Linked DNA regions of Mus musculus: region 1 is linked to region 2. The links are chromatin loops, found by intact Hi-C in ENCODE. Cell type or tissue: left cerebral cortex. All regions are shown on one strand. Each heading gives the region's core, and the rest is flanking DNA. Links, peaks and the distances in the headings are about the cores only. Region 1 overlaps Tmem131l (transmembrane 131 like). Region 2 holds the start of Tmem131l (transmembrane 131 like).

Region 1 (5,373 bases), core at 245-5,244, 120 kb before region 2:
CTCTGAGTGTGAATACAACACTGTCCTATGCTGTGGTGCCCACCTAAGCCTACAGAGGAGGCACTGCTGTCAGTGGAGATCTGCCCTGAACTGGGAAGGGGCTGCAGGAACACGTACCTGGAGGCCTGGGCAGAGGCCCTTTTCTTGTTTCTCCTACAAGGTCGGGTTTTATTCCAGTTGAGGGCTTGTGTGCTTCCTTCTCTCCTCTCCTGAAGCTTCCTCTTCCTGGAAGGATCTTCCTGCTGAAGAGGAGGAAGGAAACATTTGTGCTTTCAAGACACTATCTGAAGAGAAACTCATGACTGCCTTTAACTCTGGAGGACCAACTGTCTGCATCCAGAACGCCTCGGCTCTGCACACTCGAGACCGGCCTTTCTCTGTCTCTGCTTTGTTCTTTCTCATTCTTGTGTCTCTGCTTTCTCTGTCTGCCAAAGACAGAGAAGAAAAAGTAATTGTTGCTTATAAAACCTCCAAGGGGCTGAGAGGGAGAGATCTGCCAGTGCTATCCAGGTGGCTGCGCTAAACCTTCTGCCTCCACTTGGTCATTTGGTGTCTGACTGAATCAACTGCCCGAGCAGAATCCAAATGACCCGGGAAGGTAGGAGCTGCATCTCTACTCTAACTCGCCTGAAATGAACTTTTCACGAACAGCCAGACCACCAGAGAATGTTCTAAACTAGGTACAGCTTCTTGGGTAAATGAAGTCAGAACATGTTTCATGTGCAAATGTGGTTATGAAGAACTTAATCCAGTGTACTGACAGTTACAGGTACATGCGCTACATAGACACACATTTAAAACTTTGTCAGGTGTGGTCTATACATAGGCTCAGTTGGTGGCCATGGGATGGTCCCTTAAGTTAAGGTCCTTTAACGCATCTTCCCCATCCTCTAGGGTGTGCGCCAACCCCTCCCCCACTCCTTCCCTACTCCCCTCTTCAGCAGAGCACAGGCAAAGAGAGTCAGGCTTAACAACACTCCTGCAGCTCGGAAGGACTTGCCTCCTCCATGGTCTTCACAAATACAAAGATGTACCCCACACCAGAGACCCTGGACCCCTGGACCAGAGCTTCTCTATTGCTTTAGACTTCTTTTGTGAACAAAGCAAAGGTTAGTTCATTTCCTTTGTGGTGGCCCAGAAATCAGAGGAGGAACCCTTGGCAAGCTAACAGACATCTGGCTAACGGGCCTTGGAAGGAGAAAGAGGGAAGCTTGTGTTCAATTCCCTACTTGTCCTCAGTCCAGGCTATCAGAGCCTCCTGCATGTGTAACAGGAAAAGGCAGAGAATTTAGGTCACACAGGCAGGGGGGGCCATGGAGTTTTGCTTTCTTTTTATATTCTTTTAATCCTCCCAATATTAAATACATGATTTTTTTTTTTTACTCTAAATGTGTTTAAAAATATTGTAAGTCCCACACAGAAAGACCCGTTCTCCAGGCTTCTGTCTGATGGTCCACAGACAGGCACAGAAGAGACTACTCGGGCAGAACCACGGCTGCCAGCAATCACCGTTGTTTGTCACTAATTGCTGCTGGGGGAACTTTGTCTGTGTCCACCTTGACTGTAAGAGCCAACAAAGGCTTGTCAACTCATGCACTAAAGCCTTGCTGTCCAAGAACAAACACAGGTCAAGTGTTGGTCTTTAAATGGGGTCAGAGAGTGGGGGCTGGTCAGTGGTCACTAACATTTGTCTGCCTTTCAGAAATCAGCATGGTTGGAACAAACTGTCAGCCTGCACAACTGAGAGGTTTGTTCCAACCATGCTGATTTTGGATGGGTGTTTAAAAAAAACTTCCCTCTACCACTTAACTTTACACACGTACAAAGTGGAGGAAAATCATCTTTCCCTAGATAAAATAAAAAGATAACACAACTGTTTCCACCCAGAAGTAGTCCTGGATCCAAGTCCCATCACCCAAATCAACAACAACACCCCCAAACCAAACACCCTTGCTCATCTATCACATGTCCAATATTTTGCTAACTGGCCTAGGGGTATAGCTCAGAGGTAGGGCATGAGCTTATTAGCATGTGGGGGCCTTGAACCCAACAACAGAAGATTGTTGACACAAATGATGCTTCAGGGAGAATGAGGCCAGCTCATTCAACTGCCACCCAGGAGAAAGTCACCTGGAGTCACCCTCCTGGAAGGCAGCCTGACAATGAGGAAGCTGAACCAGTCAGTCCTGCCTGCAGCCATCACGGTGAGTCAGAACGAATCATTCATCACAGAGTTATTTATGAAGTGAAGAGGAGAGGCAGCCTGCAGAAGGAGGATGGAGTAGCATCTTCCCACTCAATACTCAACCACATGAGAAAATCAGGATTACAACTTCCATATACACGCAGTAATAGTTACTCTTAACTATCTTACACTAAAAAAAAGCTAAAGATCTCATTCAAAAAACATTACATTTTAGATACATAATACATCTCTCCCCCCTTTCCTTTTAATGTTTCTGTGATCAAAATTGCTTTTCTAAAACAAACAAACAAACAAAGCATTTAAGAGAAAATAAAAACCCAGAGCTAAGGCTTAGTCTATGGCTTCCAAGCCAGGTCTTCACCCTCCTTGTCAACAGAGAGAGCTAGTTGTCTGTGCACAACAGATTTATAGAAGCTATGAAGTCAGGCACTAAGAATGAGCAAGAAAAAAACCCTGCAAACTGCATGCACACAGTGCTCACCGAGGGCTGCTCCCTGAGTGACTCTCTCTAATGGACAGTGTGGTGCAGAAAGCTTCCACTGACCTGAAGGAACAAACCCACGGAATCAGGACACAAACACCGAGGCAATGACCAAGGTCAGCCACATGATGGCACCAGAATATCTACCTTGCAACCAAGGGCACATCCTTGGGTCCCAAAGTCCATTCTGAATTCCCCAAATCTTTGGTCCTGCAGTCTGCTAAGCAAGCTGCCAACACTGCGTGCAGATGGCTGAAAGCTGCACAGACCCAGAGTGTATGCAGGCACAGGACTGATCAGGGGCCAGTGAAGTCCTCAAATGATTTGATGGTTGAGATGAATGGGAGAAAATATCAAACCAAAACAAAAAACAAAAAAACCTCATAATGAAGGGGCAGCATACACAAGGCTCATCTGGCCCAAGGCTCATCTGGCACGGTGTAGGGTTCTGGTACATGTGTGTGGCAGAGGGAGCCAGCAGCATCACCTCTGCCTCTCAGGGCGACATGAGACCACAGGAACCTTGGCGTCATTGGCTCCATACTCAACTCCAAAACGTGGTTTCTGCGTCCCTTCCTGCATCTGTTCCTCTGCCTCGCATGCACCCCTACATCACCCAGTACTTAGATTCAGGCCACACCTTTGCTCATGCCGTAGAGAAAGTGTGACTGCAGACCTTGATTGTCACTCTGACCTACGTCTGGGATCAACTGAAGCCACAGAAGTTGGGCACACCTGTGAGGGATTTTCTTGATTGGATCACGTTAGGTAGCATCCCCTAAATCTGGGCCCTGCGATGACAGCCCACATAAAAGGACACGGGGAGAGGAAGCTCTTGCTCTCAATCTTGCTGCTGAATTCGTCTATTCAGACGCTATGCCCGGTATTAAATTCAACTCCTTCAGGATTCCAACACAGACTGAAAACCAGCAGCTGTCAAGGAGTCCTCTGGGACCCCAGCACTAGATTGGGACAGCAGGGATATTCACTCTCATGGACTAAACAACTCCAGGATTCTCAGACTGCACTGTGACACAGCCCTTGTTGGACTATATAGACCACATCTGGTAAGTCAGTCTAAATATAAACATATACTATATATGTGTATACATATGCATGCATGTGTATATATTCATATCCTCATTTTATCAGTTCATATATATTCATAATACATATATGTATACATACATAATGCATATGTGCATATGTATATAGAGAACTCTGAGTAATAAAGTCAGGCTACTACAGGTCCAGCTCCATAGAGGTAACCCCTATTCCTAACTCCTGCCTGGCAGTCCCAATATGGAGAGCTCAAGAGCCTTCCTGCCCATGTTTCCCTGTGGGTGCCTGCCTTTCAACCAGATGGGCTCCCTAGACACTCCCAGCTGTCGGCCCTGTTGGGTCCTTTTGGAGATTCTGCAGTGCTTGCTGCCTGCCTTCTTTGACCTTTCTGTGTGCTATGCTTGTACAAGATGCTACTCCCTCCAGGGCTTTCCAGAACCCTGTAGGCCAGCCTTAGTCTTGCTGCTTGATTACATCCACGTTCCTGTGCCTTTATAAATCCACTGTGAAATGTCTATGGTTTACATATTTACAGTACTTCCATTTAATTTAAGCAAGAGTCATGCTTCTTATGTAAGGTTGAACAGCCTGGAATATAGAAATAACCAGGCTCACTGACTATCTCATAAACCTTCCTTCTGAATATTTCTCCATGAGGTAGATGTGTAGGCTTACACATACATAAGGTGACAGGACAGGAAATGGATAAGGTGACATTAAGACAATTAGTTCCTTTTAGATCAAACATTATGGTCCAATTTTATAAGAATCTAATTTTTTTTAAGTAACCAAAGTAGAACCAAAGGAATTATCAACTTTCTAACATTTTTTCTGCATTATATATTAGTCATTAAAGATCTCTTTAAGGGCCAGACACTGTGGCATACGCCTTTAATCCCAGCACTCAAGAGGCAGAGGAAAGATTTTGAGGCCAACCTGGTCTACATAGTGAGTTTCAGGATAGCCAAAGCTATGAAGAGAGACCCTGTCTCCAAAACAAGACAGCTAAGAAACAGATTGCTGGGGTGTATCCTAGTGGTTCTTATCATCCGTAGGCTCTGGGTTTGATCTTCAGTGCCACAGGGACAGACAAACAGACTCACACACAAGACTGCCCTCTACCTGGAATGATCACAGTAAAAATTTCCTCCCACCTGCCTTTGACTATCCCCACTTTCCAAGTGTTTTAGATATTACTCTATCTTCAGTAATACCTCTTAGATATTACTATATCTACTAGGGTTTTTAGTATTTGCAATCTGGTTTTATTGTTTTAGTTTTAGTTCTGGATATAAAATAAGCCGATGTCAATAACAGACCTTTAATGCAACTTCTGCAACCCTAAACCTTCACGTCTACTTGGTGGGTTGTCATTCACCTGGTTTCCTCAGGACAAGTTTACAGGCTCATTTTCATTTAAAAATGTCTGCTGTAATTGCATCTCAACTTGACAGGACAAATAGTCTTTGCCCACATTTTCCTTCTCTCAATGACACCTCAATGTTGTGGGCGGTCCTGATGCTGCTTGAATTCTGATGTGGCCTTCGGACAAGCAGTCTATCACATACTCTGGATCTCATGTGAACCTTCTCCCATTTATTGGTCAATAAAAGCTAGAACCTGT
Region 2 (5,373 bases), core at 208-5,207:
GCTCGTGCTACTGTTAAGCAACTGATATTCACAAATAGGACTATTTAAAGTAAACACACCAAGTGCTAAGTGTAGGGTCTCAGTTAAAGTTACAACTGATTTTGGCTTTGAGACTTTTGTTGTTTTTTGTGGGTTTTTTTTTCCCCCGGTTTTGGTTTTTATTTCCTCTCTTTTCAAAACAGATGTATTATTTAGAATCAAGGGTTAAAAATTCATTTGGGAATATACATTTAGGAGAAAGGACTACTTGCTAGCAGGGCTTATTCTCAAAGGGTGGGTCTCCTGGAGCCTGCTGGCCTTCCTGAAAGATCTGGGGAAGTGTCTCTGAAAAATCACCTCTGCCTGTAAGCTGTTATTCATTGGCCCTGGTCAAAATGAATATTCCAAATATCTCAAAGCCAGCACTGTTGCCGCTTCAGTGAGAGGGAGAACAGTAAACCTTGAGACTGCAGAGAAGTTAGAATTCAACATCCTGATTTTAATGCTGCTACCAGCATGGGAAGCAATAAACAATTTAAACAGGCAAGCCTAATGTTCTCTTATCACTGCAAACACACACCCCCCAAATGCATTTGGGGTCTCTACTACACTGCTGGTGAAAACAGTCATCAAGATTATGTTTTCAAAATTATGTGTAAGTGGGTACCTTTTGCAAGTCAGTGAGAATTTCTTGCATAACTGAAACATGCAATTCAAGACAAAAGCTTTGCAGTACCACATCCGTTGCAGCCTGAAGCCCTCTATGCTACAGATTCCCAATAAAACGTTAGCAATTATTTTTCCACATGTAATCATTATATCATCGTAGGGGGGTGAAAAAACCTGAAATTCAGGTTCTTAAGTGGGTGTGTTCTAACAGGAATTAAAGACATTTGGAGAAATTCCAAGATTATACTCCTTTAAAGTCACTTCTTCATCCCAAAGCTACTTAGGCTAATGGCAAAGTACCACTCACTAACATTTATGAAATCAATATTCCCATTGTGTTCAACCCTCCAGCCACTTGCCATCCACACCACACCCGCCTGCTTAGAGACAGCCGTGGAGACCCAGAAGCGAGTCCTCCGCCCACCCTGGCCCACTAACGAGCCAAGGAAGTCGCCACTAGCCAGGCGCAAGGCTGTGAGACACACAACCCTGCTGAGGTGGCCTGGACACCCACCTTCTGAACTTGGGGCGGCCCTGACTCACACCCTGTCACATGGCGCGGGAGCCAGGCTGAAGAGCCACCGTTGCCAGGTGTTCAGGCTCGGCACGACCGTTTATTTGCCTTGCAAAGTGACCCGAGCGCTCCTGTGCCATTGGGGGGAAGGCCGGCAACCTCCAGGCCTCTCCTCCCTCACACGCCCACACCCGCCCTGTCACCGGTCCTCCTCACCTGAGTGGGCAGCAGGAGTTCCCCTTCTTCTGCCTGCCACAGCTCCACCACGTTCGGCAAGGGCTCAAACGCTGCACGGACACCAAAAAAACACACCGCGTTTGTAATGCACGGCAAAGAAACGCTTCCTGTTTCCTCGCCCGTCCCCTCGTGCCAACCGCCTGCCCCCAAACAAGTCTCCTTCTCCCCTCGCAGGGCAGGCCACCCGAGGGGTGAGCCGAGGATGCAAATACAATGCCCAGCCGGACCCCGGGGTCCAGAAGATGAGGGCGTGCGGGCTTGGTCAAGACCAGGGCATGAGGCCGCCGCACCAAGCACGGCGCGACCCCCAAGCCACCGGGCTGGGGGAAACAAAGCTGCAGGAAGCCGGGCGCGGCGAGGCACCCGCGCGCCACACAAAGCGGGGGATGCGCCCGGGGCGCAGGGGCCCGCGCACAAAGGCTCCGGGGCGTGCGCGGCTAGCGGTCCCTGAGCCCCACGCTGCCCGCTCCTGGCCCGGCCTAGAGTCGCCGAGGGGACGCTGCGGTCGCAGGGCTGCAGCAGCCCGTCTTCCCCAGCCGCCCGAGTCCCCTTCCTCCGCGAACCCTCACAGATTTCAACAGTTCCCTAAAAGAAAGGGGGGGCGGGGCGGCGGGGACAGCCAGCCCCGACGACGGGCTGACCTTGTCCCTGAGCCCCTCCCGGACGGCAGCAGGACAGCAGGACCTGGAAGACGCCCAGCAGAAGGTTCACGGCAGCGGCCGTGCGGCGGTAGGCGCCGGACTGCGGGCGCCGGAGCCCCGCCATGCTGGTGCTCGCCGCGCTCGCTCGCAGCGATCTTGTTCTCTTGTTTGGTGGCGCCGCGGCCGCCAGGCCGCGCCCCGGGCCCGCCCCCGCGCCCTGGCCCCGCCCCGCCTCCGGGCCCGCCCCCCGCTGTTGGGCCCGCCCCCGCAGCTGTTGGACTGCTGCTCAGCGCCGGCGCGCCGCTTGCTCCCGAGCGCGTGTGCTCCGCAGATAGAAGGGGATGGAACGCGGCGGGGAGCGGAGGGACGAAGACAATGCGAACGCTCACAGCGCGCAGCACGTGCCCGAGGGCCCCCAGAAGCTTGACTCTGGGGGCTGGGGCTCGCGGCCCACGGGGAGAGGGTGTTGTCGTGAACTTTCATGAGGTTCTCTTTGTCGATGACACCCGGGCCACGGTGGGGGCACTAACCCCCCGGGGGGAGGGGTCCTGGGAATGAATCGTAGCCCAGCGCTTGGCCTTGAACAGGATATTAGTGGAAATATTGCTGTGGTTGTCAGGAAACGCGAGTGCAGCCGCACAGCTACTGCCTGTTATGCAGCGAGGATATCCGGTGGCTGCGAGGTCTGTAATTTAGAATAAAAAGCTCTCCCAACACCCGAGAGGCTGACCTCAGCGCCGCGTGGCGGTAATGCGCTCAGCGCCCTCTGTGGAGACGGTCCAAATCCTGACAGGTGGGAGAGCTTAGGTTAGACCTTCAAGAGCCCTGCAGATGGACCTGCAGAATCAGACTGCAAAAGTGAGCCAGCCACTTGCTAAACGTAGTTGAAGTGGAGGGCACAGATCGCCTGCCAGTTAACAATATTAATAAGTAGTGTAAGTCATACTTGGAAATTTATTTTCTGCCTCTGTTTTTTTTTTTTTTAAGTTGATTTGCTGTGTGCAGCAAACGTAGCTCGTATGAAACTCAGAGACTGTGAGCTTCAGGAAGTGATGGTGTACACCTGTCTGCTTACATTGATCTTCTGTTTAATTGCTTCTGGAGCCTTCCAGTCTAGACTATGGGAAAAAATGTAGTCTCATAGCAGGTCAGATGTTGGTCAAGGACAATATGAATGATGGATGCTCTCTTCATAATACCATACTGTGAACCTAATCTCTTTGTCTGGATGTAACTCTAAATGAGGTTAAACCACCTGATTTCTTTGCCATACTTAACACTTGATAAAAGCAAATGTCCACATGGAAATGTCATTTTGCTTTGTCCAACTTGAGCAGCTCCAATTATTTCTTACTCCCCCCCCCCCCAGATTGCTTGGGTGCATCCCTGGCAAGGATGTCCTGTCCTATCCCATTGGACCCTTTTTTTCCTCTTCATTTCACTTCTCTGGGTTTCTATTTGCCCCTCGGATACTGAAATTCCCTCACTGCATTCAAGGGTCTCAGAAAATCGATGGTATGTCCCGGCTATCGCATGCAAAGCTCTTGGTTCAGGTCACAGTACCACAAAACCAACACATGTTTCAGCCCACACTAGGTGTTTCAGTTTTTACTATTTATTATGTAAATATTAAATGTTAATTTTAATGTTAATTAATTTTAAACCCATACTAAGAAAACAAGCAAATATTGACAGGTATAATTTAAAAGTCATGATGCAAAACTCCACCGATTTTTAAATTATTTTACCTTTTTACTAATAAAATCTCACATTAAAAAAGTATCACACTCTCAAAGAGAACTACTTAAAAGACTGAGGAATATTACCGTAGGCCATATTTGAGTCTGCTCTCATTTATTCTCCTACCAAAGGTTTTCCAGGGCAGACTGCTACTTCCGTGTTGGGTTCTTTACAAAGTGGGTAACTGACCGTTATTCACGAAGCCAGAAGCGTGTATCTGCAGTGCCACGAGACTGGAGAAGGATCCAGGACCACACAGCTGTCTTCTTAGATAAATCTGACCCACTTGGCCTTCTCTGGAGGGATGTTTCGTGCTGACTCACGAGCAACAGGAAGGTATGGTCCAATAAGCAGCTCCCATGTTTCAAGGTAAAATTGTTTTCCAAAGACAGCACCTATGTATTTGTGCTGTGTTCCTGCTATCCCTGTTAATGACAGAGCCACAGACTGTTAGAGCTGAGAAATTGAGGAAAATCTTTATTCTTTTTATTTAGCTTCTGTTGTTGTTGTTAAATCTATGTCATAAACTAAAAACAAAAAGCAAAACACAGTAACAAAAAGCTCACCCTCAACTCTGTCTAGTGGCCCAGGCCTATGAACTCTGGTTAACAGTGCTGAGGCAGGAGAATAGAGAACTCTCCAGGCCATCCTAGGGGCAGCAGAGGACATGTAAAGACCACCTAGGCAACTTTATGAGACTCTACCTCAACATTGAAAAGGAAAAGAAGGCTGGGGATGTAGCTCAGTAGCGCCACCCTTGCCCCATTCACAAGACCCTGGCTTTGATCCTCAGCACCACAAAACCACAATGACAATATCAGTTCTTATTTTAAAACATCCATGATGTTAACAATGTTTTTTAACTTTTTTTTTTTAGAGTACAGATGAAAAGCGAGTCTATACACAAATTGTATCTTGACACATCCTATATAAATTTGACTCAAATGGTAAACCCAACAACCCTAATCTAGAGAAGACTAGCCATGCTAAGTCCCAGGAAGTACTGTGGAGATGAGGTGAGATAAGGCATGCTAAACATCTGCCATTAGGTACTCAAGAAATGCTAGAAATTGTACTACAATTTATTCCCATTGTGGAGGTGTGGCATACCTATAAAGTGTTAAATTTGATACTAATAGGCAAATGTGTGAATTAGCTGTTGATTAACATTTCATTTATCATTCCAACCTTGGAATAATTCCTATACATGGAGCAACCTTCTGCTGGCCCATCAATCAGTCTTAGGCCTCACCCCAATGAAATAAGACCAAGAGTTTCACTAAGCCACTGGTATCTAAGCTTCAGCTCTGACTAGAAGGAAATTCCCACAAATAGGGTCGAAACCTACATTCCTGGTATGCAAACTGATTCCTTGATTCAAAGGCACTTTTTTTTTTTTTGCTACACCATTTTTTTAGAATTATTTTTACATTTATTTATTGAGTATGTCGGTGCGATTGTATGTGTGGAAGTTAAAGGATAGCCCATAAAATCATTCTTTCTTTCTACCATGTGGGTCCCAGGACCCGAACTGTGGGTCATGGTTAGAGGTAATAGCCCTTACCTGATGAGCTACTTCATTAGCCACTTGCT

The links. A loop is a pair of places that touch in the nucleus more often than their neighbours do. Peaks named below come from ENCODE experiments on the same cell type or tissue, not always from the same donor. Only the 100,000 strongest peaks of a DNase experiment are listed, where the experiment ranks them.
Region 1: a loop joins it to region 2, with 3 times the contacts of the local background. A loop is called at or near these places in 1 of 42 quality-filtered maps.

The regions. Positions count from the first base shown.
Region 1 is chr3:83,913,147-83,918,519 of GRCm38, forward strand. Tmem131l (transmembrane 131 like) reads right to left here. Exons shown (of 35, transcript NM_172681.4): 27 at 118-242. Among named protein-coding and RNA genes, the nearest start is that of Tlr2, 74 kb to the left of the region's middle. In left cerebral cortex, for the core only: a CTCF peak has its summit at 2,811 (motif pointing right); DNase peaks (open chromatin) are centred at 2,202, 2,808 and 4,112.
Region 2 is chr3:84,037,937-84,043,309 of GRCm38, forward strand. It overlaps Tmem131l (transmembrane 131 like), which reads right to left and starts at 2,225. Exons shown (of 35, transcript NM_172681.4): 1 at 2,041-2,225; 2 at 1,379-1,449. The coding sequence starts at 2,164. It overlaps Gm30352 (a long non-coding RNA gene), which reads left to right and starts at 2,285. Exons shown (of 4, transcript XR_867387.3): 1 at 2,285-2,975; 2 at 3,912-4,116. In left cerebral cortex, for the core only: CTCF peaks have their summits at 2,051 and 2,787; DNase peaks (open chromatin) are centred at 690, 1,150, 1,535, 1,991 and 2 more places; H3K4me3 peaks cover 2,442 bases; H3K27ac peaks cover 1,954 bases.